Regions from separate parts of the Homo sapiens genome. Here region 2 is linked to region 1. The links are chromatin loops, found by intact Hi-C in ENCODE. Cell type or tissue: Caco-2. All regions are shown on one strand. Each heading gives the region's core, and the rest is flanking DNA. Links, peaks and the distances in the headings are about the cores only.

Region 1 (4,761 bases), core at 1,033-3,532:
ACGTAGTGCCTGGAAATCTTATAATGCATATAGGTTACTTGAAAATTTATAGGAAGATAATTTGCACCCTCTCTTTCCTCTTCCTCCTGCCTGCCACGGCCTTCCTTCCCAGGCACCCTCTTGGCAGGGCCTAATTAGATGGTTGATCTGCCCCAGATCTGCAGCTGAAGAAGCCTAGTAGCTTCTATGGTGAAACTTGCATTGGAACTACACCCTATTTCCATATCCTTCTGGAATTTTCCATTGATATGGTCTGGCTTCGTGTCCCCACCCTAATCTCATCTTGAATTGTACTCCCGTAATTCCCACATGTTGTGGGAGGGACCTGGTGGGAGATGACTTGAATCACGGGGGTGGTTTCACCCATACTGTTCTTGTGGTGGCAGATAAGTCTCACGAGATCTGATGGGTTTATCAGGGGTTTCCACTTTTGCATTTTCCTCATTTTCTCTTGCCGCCACCATGTATGAAATATCTTTCGCCTCCCACCATGATTCTGAGTCCTTCCCAGCTATGTGGAACTGTAAGTCCAATGAAACCTCTTTTTCTTCCCCGTCTTGGGCATGTCTTTATCAGCAATGTGAAAATGGACTAATACATCTGTTTTCTGTGATGCTGAGCCAAACGACTGCCTCTGATTGGGTCAAGTGCACACCCCCTTTCCAGGGTCTGCAGACGGCTTCCCGGGCATTTGTCTCCATCAGTCTTCTCAAAGGTGCAAGTGCTCGTGAGTCACCTGGAGAATGTGGTGCCAGGTCAATTCCGGTGTTGGGGGAGGGGCATGAGTCTCAGATCCTCTATTTCCAACACTCCCCCAAGGGAGGCCCACACAGATGCCTGTGGACTGTGCTTGGAGTAGCAAATGTCTAAATCTCTCTTCTCTATGAGCTCTAGCTGGTACAACTATGTCCGTCTGAAAATCAGGGCCGTGGACCTTTAACTAAAAAGACCAAAGAACCGAGACTGAAATGCTGTCCTAAAAATCTCTTTCCTAACATGCTCATAGGAGCGTGCCCCAGGGAAGATGAAGAAGAAGCTTAGGGCTGCCAAGCTTTCCTATTCAACTTGTTGAGACTTGGCCCCAAGAAATAAACCCCGCCAAAGCTCCCACGTGGAGGCAGGACTGGTAAAGTGGGGGGAGTCTCCACAGTTAGGCATTTGCCCAAAAAGACCAAGTGGCCAAAAAATAATGCACCACTACACTGATAGTTTGGGAGTTATCTGCTAAGTGTAAGTCCTTGTGCCAGACACACATTTATTTTGTTAATAACAGTAGAGAAATGGGGTAGTGCTCCAGGGTCTTAGAGTACACTTTTCTTCTGGGATCACAAAGTGCTTTAAAGATAATATCTTATCCCTATGCAAAAACAGCCATCTCTTCCCCTTGCCAGAGGAAAGATACTACCAAATGATGTCTTAATGATCACCTAAGCGTGATGGCAGAGTCACAGCCAATAACCAAGGCTCTAGACTCTCACTTCTGTGAGTGCTTATTGCTAAGTTCGCATTAGCAGGGAAAGAAAAGGTACTGGCATGTACTGAACCCCATTCACCAGGCACTTTGTCAGGTCCTTCTTACAGGGGATTGCATCAGAGTAAACAAGGGACCAGAATCAAACTACTAACTCAACCTACTGATATTCAAAGTAAATATTGATTACGGATATAGAAAGTCATTATTCCATATAGTATATTAGGAGAGTGGGGCATCACAGGCAAAACACCATCTTTGTGGTCACCAAAAAGTTGCTGGAAGATTAAGGGATTCTGAAATGGCACCCTTGACACTTTACTGGTATATGTCCACTACTGCAAACACTGAGATATTTGTTTTATGCTATTTAAACAGATACGTGCCACATACTTGTTAGGTAAGCACAAAGCCTGTTAATTAGGGGACATGAACATAAGCAGGAATGATAATGACGTCTGTCTTCAAGGAACCTACTGTTTGGTAGAAAGATAAGAAAGGCAAGTATATAATAATTTCATCATTTACCAGCTGGGGAAGTTGAAAAATGATATTTAGATATCCTCTCTGTTTTGGGAAGTAGGACGGATCATGGAAGCAGCCAGGAGGAATCAGCAAGGGAAGATGAGATGGGGTCGGTTTGGGGCAGAGGATGCCCCCTGCACACTGAGGAGTAGTACACCCACTCCAGCAGCCTGGCAAACCCAGCAGCACTCACTCACACTGACCCTGTCTCCCTAGAAGCCCCGTCTCTGCTGCAGGTGGAGTTTGCAGCCAGCAGGAGGATTCCCATCAGCCCTGTCAACGTTATCACCAGTTCTGAGTAAGGAGCAGTGGTGAACTTTGTTCCCTGGGTCACTGGAACTCCAGTAGAATTGCTGATTAAAATGGGCTGTCAGGCCACCCAGGGATTCCAGGCCACGCCTACCGCACTCCACTCATGCCAGAGGGGACCTTCTTTTCAATGACACATACAGGTCCCAGATGGTGGGTAGCCTACCACTGCCAAGAAGTAAAAAATCCCCAAAAACTCCACTTCAAATTAAGTTTCTGAATTCCTTGGTGTTCTTTTGTAGACAAAGTAGAGTAGAGACGTTTGCAAATCTCTTCCTGAACCCTTGAACCGTAAGAGTTAGCCCATGCGGGTCCACCAGTCATTACTCACCTCTCCTCCTACTCGCATTCCACCCCCTACAGCTCCTGGAATCTCCCGGAGGTGAGAATCCCTGAGGCCCAAACACTCAGAACACCCTGCAAACTCCCAAAGCCCCGCCGAAAAGACAGGGGGAAGGGGGCGTTCAGGACTTTCCCTTTCGGATCTTGGGCCTGCGCTCATGTACTGGCCTGGTCTTAGCCAGTTAAACTCTCACACGCAAAACCCAGAATTCCAATCCCAAAGGGTCCTTGATCCCTCTCCAGCCTGTCTCGCATCATGCAGGGCAAACTGTCCAAGCAGGCCTGCTTGGGATGTGGGCCGGCTGTGTTATGGAAACACTGCACGGGGCCATGGCAACAGCAACGGCAGCCCCATCCTCCCCTCCTGGGAGACGTGAGCCCAGATGCCTGCACACAGGACCAGCCGTCTGCACAGGCAACCTTATTCTAACAAGGAATGAGCCTACGTGGCCTTTGGACAGTGAATGACTCCACAGGTCCTAAGAGCCATACCTGTGGTTACAGTCGTGGGATACAAAGAAGGAAAGAGACATACTTGTTTCAGCTCCATTTTCCTCTGCATAGGATAGCTTTGCTTTTTGGATAAGGAAGAGAATTTATGTCAGGCTTTCACTCCTTTCTTTGTATGTGACACTATTGAGGCCTCCCCACCCATGCACCTACTGTTTGCACGCTGTTTGGTGATAAGCCATGGGGTTTTCTCCCAGGAAACCAACTGTCTCTGTCCTCAGGTAGTTTACCATCAGACGTGAAAAACACCAAATGAGGCTTCTTTTTGAACTTTAATCTTTGCTTTAAAAATATAAAGGGAGTGAAATGGTGCAACTAACACGCTACAGTAAATTTATTTTTCACCCAGTCAATCACATAGCTGTTATTTGTCAACTGATAATGGAAACAAAAGTCTGTTATCTGTGAATGGAGACCTGGTGGCCAGTGGCCGGTGGTATCAACTTGCATCTCTCCTAAACCTAACATCCTTCCAGGGTGCATTTTACTGTCGCAAATTGGTGAGGGCTTTAGACAATCAATACAAAGTAATCATAAGATTAAATTAATAGAACACAATTTGGAAAGGATGGCTTGGCATGAAGACAACATGTCATGTTCTAAACCAAAAAGTGGATTGTTCCCTTTTTGGATATGTAATATAATGGTTCCATTCCTCTACATTCTCTATCTCTCTCTCTTTTTTTTTTTTTTTTTTTTTTGAGACAGAGTCTCACTCTGTCACCCAGGCTGGAGAGCAGTAGTGCAATCTCAGCTCACTGCAACCTCTTCCTCCCAGGTACAAGCGATTCTCATGCCTCAGCCTCCCAAGTAGCTGGGATTATAGGTGCTCACTACCACGCCTGGCTAATTTTTTGTATTTTTAGCAGAGATGGGGTTTCGCCATGTTGGCCAGGCTGGTCTCGAACTCCTGACCTCAAGTGATCTTCCTGCCTCGGCCTCCCAAAGTGCTGGCATTACAGGCACCGGCCCCCTCTCCTTTTTATCTCCAGGGTGTCCACAGCTGCTGAGCACATCTTGAGATCTGCTTTGTGCTTCTAATCAAGGCACATTCTTTAAGTTTTTGGGGATGGAGGGAGGGTCCACTACCCCCTCTGCCAAGGGTGTTCCTGAAGCCAGCTGGGAGCAGGAATTGTAAGCAAGGAGATGGGAGGGGAACAAACACAGATTCTCTCCCCACTGGGCTGTGCAGATTAAGAGAGATACATAAACTCCAGTCCACTGGGAAAACAGCGTAAGTTCATAGAAATTGCCTATGACAAATCAGAGGCATTGCATTAGATGGAGCTGGAGTGCTTTGTGGGAAGGACTTTTAGACTCCTTCCAAAAAATAAACCCCAAGGCTCACTCTCAGTCACTTTGCTAATTCTAACCAGTATTAACTTGACCTGATAGAGACTTAATTCCCACCCACTCCCAGTTTTTGGAGCAACTTGAAGTAGCCCTTCCTTTCACCCTCCCACCATCTATCTGCTCTTCTCCCACACAAAGGCACTAAATGAGGAGCACCCAACCAGATTCCATGAATTCTCACCCTTCCCATCTTCTCTCTTTCTCACCACACCCAGAGTTCAATGCCTTAGTGCATTTTATGCTTACCTCTA
Region 2 (3,451 bases), core at 1-2,500, 81 kb before region 1:
TTTGTTTTGAGATGGAGTTTCGCTCTTGTTGCCCAGGCTGGAGTGCAATGGTACGATCTTGGCTCACTGCAACCTCTGCCTCCCGGGTCCAAGTGATTCTCCTGCCTCAGCCTCCCGAGTATCTAGGATTACAGGCATGCGCCACCATGTCCCGCTAAGTTTGTATTTTTAGTAGAGACGGGGTTTCTCCATGTTGGTCAGGCTGGTCTCGACCTCCCCACCTCAGGTGATCTGCCTACCTCGGCCTCCCAAAGTGCTGGGATTACAGGCATGAGCCACTGTGCCTGGCCTGGGAATGCATATTTTTAAGGGTTAACTTTTAGAAAGTGTGCTTGCTGGGTGAGGTAGTTGTACTTGTTTTCACACATAGTCTCTCTTGGGAAATTTTTTCAAATATGGAAAACTGAGAGTTGGGAATCTATTATTTTAGGAAGGAAGAGCATTGAATAAGCAGTGAAGAAAGCTGATTTGCTAAGAAACCTGGGCAAACATCTACTTAACTATAAAATACTACAGTTGAGTTTGAATCCCTTCAGCTATAAATTTGAATTAGTATTCTGTGCTATGTGTTGCTATCATATCTATATGATGCTGTTTTCCAAAAGGATTTAAAATACCAAACATTCACGTAGGGGGAAGAAAAATCCTTTCCCAAAGGAAAACTGTGGATAGTAAGAGACTTATGAAGGTATTTTTTTTTTTTTTTTTTTTTTGAGATGGAGTCTTACTCTGTCGCCCAGGCTGGAGTGCAGTGGTGCAATCTCGGCTCACTGTGAGCTCCACCTCCTGGGTTCACGCCATTCTCCTGCCTCACCCTCCTGAGTAGCTGGGACTACAGGCGCCTGCCACCACGCCTGGCTATTTTTTTGTATTTTTAGTAGAGACGGGGTTTCACCGTGTTATCCAGGATGGTCTCGATCTCCTGACCTTGTGATCCGCCTGCCTTGGCCTCCCAAAGTGCTGGGATTACAGGCGTGAGCCACCACGCCCGGCCTTATGAAGGTATTTAACCAAATTCCTTCTCATCGTCATTGCCTCTGTGTTACCAGTTTTTCTTTCAATCCTCTGCTGATTTGCTTGAGTTTTATCTTTATTGCCACCCTCAGAGGGTAGTGCTCCAATTATTCACAGTATTTTTGACCTCCATATATTTAAGAAATTGCCTCGTTGGATCCCAGGTAAGCAGGGTTCATAAACAAACATAGACAATTTAAGCTTCTTTCTAAAGAGGAAATGAGCAGGCAGCGTGTGTTGGGAAATCCTTTTGTCAATGCACCAGGTGTTGGCTGCTTTTCTCCGACAGCAGCCAAAACCCAGACCCTCAGGAAACAGAGGCCAGGAAATCCCTCTCCCTATCAACCCAGAGGGTGGCGCTTCCAGCCCGTGGCTGTGAGCATGGGGCTCTTCTCAATCTTTTCACCTTTGGCATTTTACATAGCAGTTGGCTGCCATCTTTCCCCATGTGATAATTGTCTAGGAAAAGATTGTATGTTTGCGACCAACCTCCATGTATCAGGACATCACTAAGGACATATGTTTTGTTCTCTTCAACTCTGATGCACAAGCTATAAAGTACTTTGTCATTACCTAATAGGATCAGACATAGGAATATTTAATGGCACTTATAAACATGGTTCTTAACTTTCTTTAGAGTCCTTGGAGAATGTGGCAAAATCAATGCATCCTTTCTTCAGAAAAAAATGTACATTTACGCTTACGTGCAAAATTCTGTGTATAATTTTAAGGGACTTTCAGACAGCTACTGACTTCATTATATTTTGTAAAGATTATTCTTTTTTTAAAGATTATTCTTTATATAAGCATATTGACATATGTATAATGTGTATATATATTGAATTTCCTGTTATGAATGTTTATTATGTGTCTGTCCTTTTAAAATATTGTTTTTTTCAAGCTTTCAGTGGTATAGAGAAAACTGTTATGACAAAATGTGAACTGTATGTTATCCAAGAGCATTTTTTTCTTTATAAGTTGCCTTTCATAATGGACAAAGTACAAAAAACTACTTCTGAAGGGGAAGAGGATGGAGCTAGTATGTATTGAGCACCTACTGTCTGCCAGGCACCACACGGGGTACCTTACATATGAGATCTCACTACATCTCAACAATGATTCTGTGACTGTGGAATTGTTTCCATGTAACAGATGTGGGACTGAAGCTCAGGAATATTAAGTCAGTCGTTTTGATTCAGTCACACTCTAGAACCCACTCTCTTTGGTATTCTGTAGTTTGCAAAGATAACACAAAACTTCTTGCTCTAAAATACTGGGCTTTAGAAAAGAAGAGAGCCCCCTGGGAGTCCTGGTGGCCTGAGAGGCAGGGAAGAGTCAGTGAGTGGAGGAAGAGCATGAATGAATTTTCCCGAGGGCAGGAGAGGCAGTTGTGTGTCCCTGGGGTTGTCTTGCATGGGATCACCAATGCCTGCATGAAGACAGGAAGATGGGATTAGAAGACTTGGCCTCCCTCAAATCGGAGCAGCTGCTCCAGCTCACCATAGAAGTGGGCAAGAAGGAGAGAACACGAAGGAGGAAAGAGACATGGGTTCTCATTAGACAAGTGGGTCAGATTCTTCCTCTTTTTTGTTCTGCACCAATGTCTTTCCTTGCGGTCTTCATTAACCTGTGACTCTGATGACCCTGCGGGTGACACTCATTTTTGTGCTTAGGAAATATCTGTGGCGGTAAGCAGGGTGAGCCCCCATTCACAGCAAGGAAAAACGGAGTCATGTTCTTCTGCTCTGGGATTTTGGTCAGTAACGGTGGAACAGCCCATATGAACCTACTTAACAGATTTTTTTCCCCCTTAATAAAAAGATGATTCTATTTTCTAGAGATGCTCCTCTGGAATTGCTCCCAGTAAACTTAAAAAAAAAGTAGTGAAAAATTTATTGGGTCACATTTACTGTCTGCTTCTTCCTGGGTGGTGGTTGGCCTCAGGAACCAGGCTCCTTGGTGAGTAACCAAACTGAGAATCAACCCATTCTTTGGGTGTGTAAAATAATCCCATTTAGTTGAATCTCATGAATTTTCATCATGAGCTAGTAAAACCAGAGGTCACTAGGAAGCCAAAATAATCATACAGTATCCTTCCTCATGGTCCATATCAAAGAGCCTAGTCGAGTGAATGATGGACAGAGAAATTATACTTTCTAATCCCCAGTGCTTTTACTCAGCCATGAATGGTATTAATTCAGGGAGCTTGTAAAAAGCATTTTCACGAGATTGGAAGCAAGACTAAGTAGGTACATGCTGGCAGCATAAAGAGAGTCTAATCTAATTATTGTAGAATCTTAGAGATAATCTAAGTGCTGCCTAATTGCATACAACACATTTTATTGACACTTTTCTATGTGTAAGGCACACAGACCATGTGTAAGCTACATGCCTATTTTCTATGGGCAAAAACCGGAATCACCCAGAGGGCTCGTTA

Evidence for each region. Hi-C counts contacts between places; a loop is a spot of excess contacts. Peaks named below come from ENCODE experiments on the same cell type or tissue, not always from the same donor. Only the 100,000 strongest peaks of a DNase experiment are listed, where the experiment ranks them.
Region 2: it touches region 1 in a loop (2.7-fold over the local background); 12 of 110 quality-filtered maps call a loop at or near these places.

Annotation. Positions count from the first base shown.
Region 1 is chr10:7,539,512-7,544,272 of GRCh38, reverse strand. It overlaps LOC105376391 (a long non-coding RNA gene), which reads right to left and starts at 2,874. Exons shown (of 2, transcript XR_930632.2): 1 at 2,637-2,874. RefSeq lists enhancers at 1,925-2,784, 4,722-4,761. In Caco-2, for the core only: a CTCF peak has its summit at 2,261; DNase peaks (open chromatin) are centred at 2,322, 2,692 and 2,992.
Region 2 is chr10:7,621,065-7,624,515 of GRCh38, reverse strand. The region is part of intron 5 of ITIH5 (inter-alpha-trypsin inhibitor heavy chain 5); the gene reads left to right. Among named protein-coding and RNA genes, the nearest start is that of ITIH5, 44 kb to the left of the region's middle. In Caco-2, for the core only: no CTCF peak of the experiment used is centred there; a DNase peak (open chromatin) is centred at 1,363.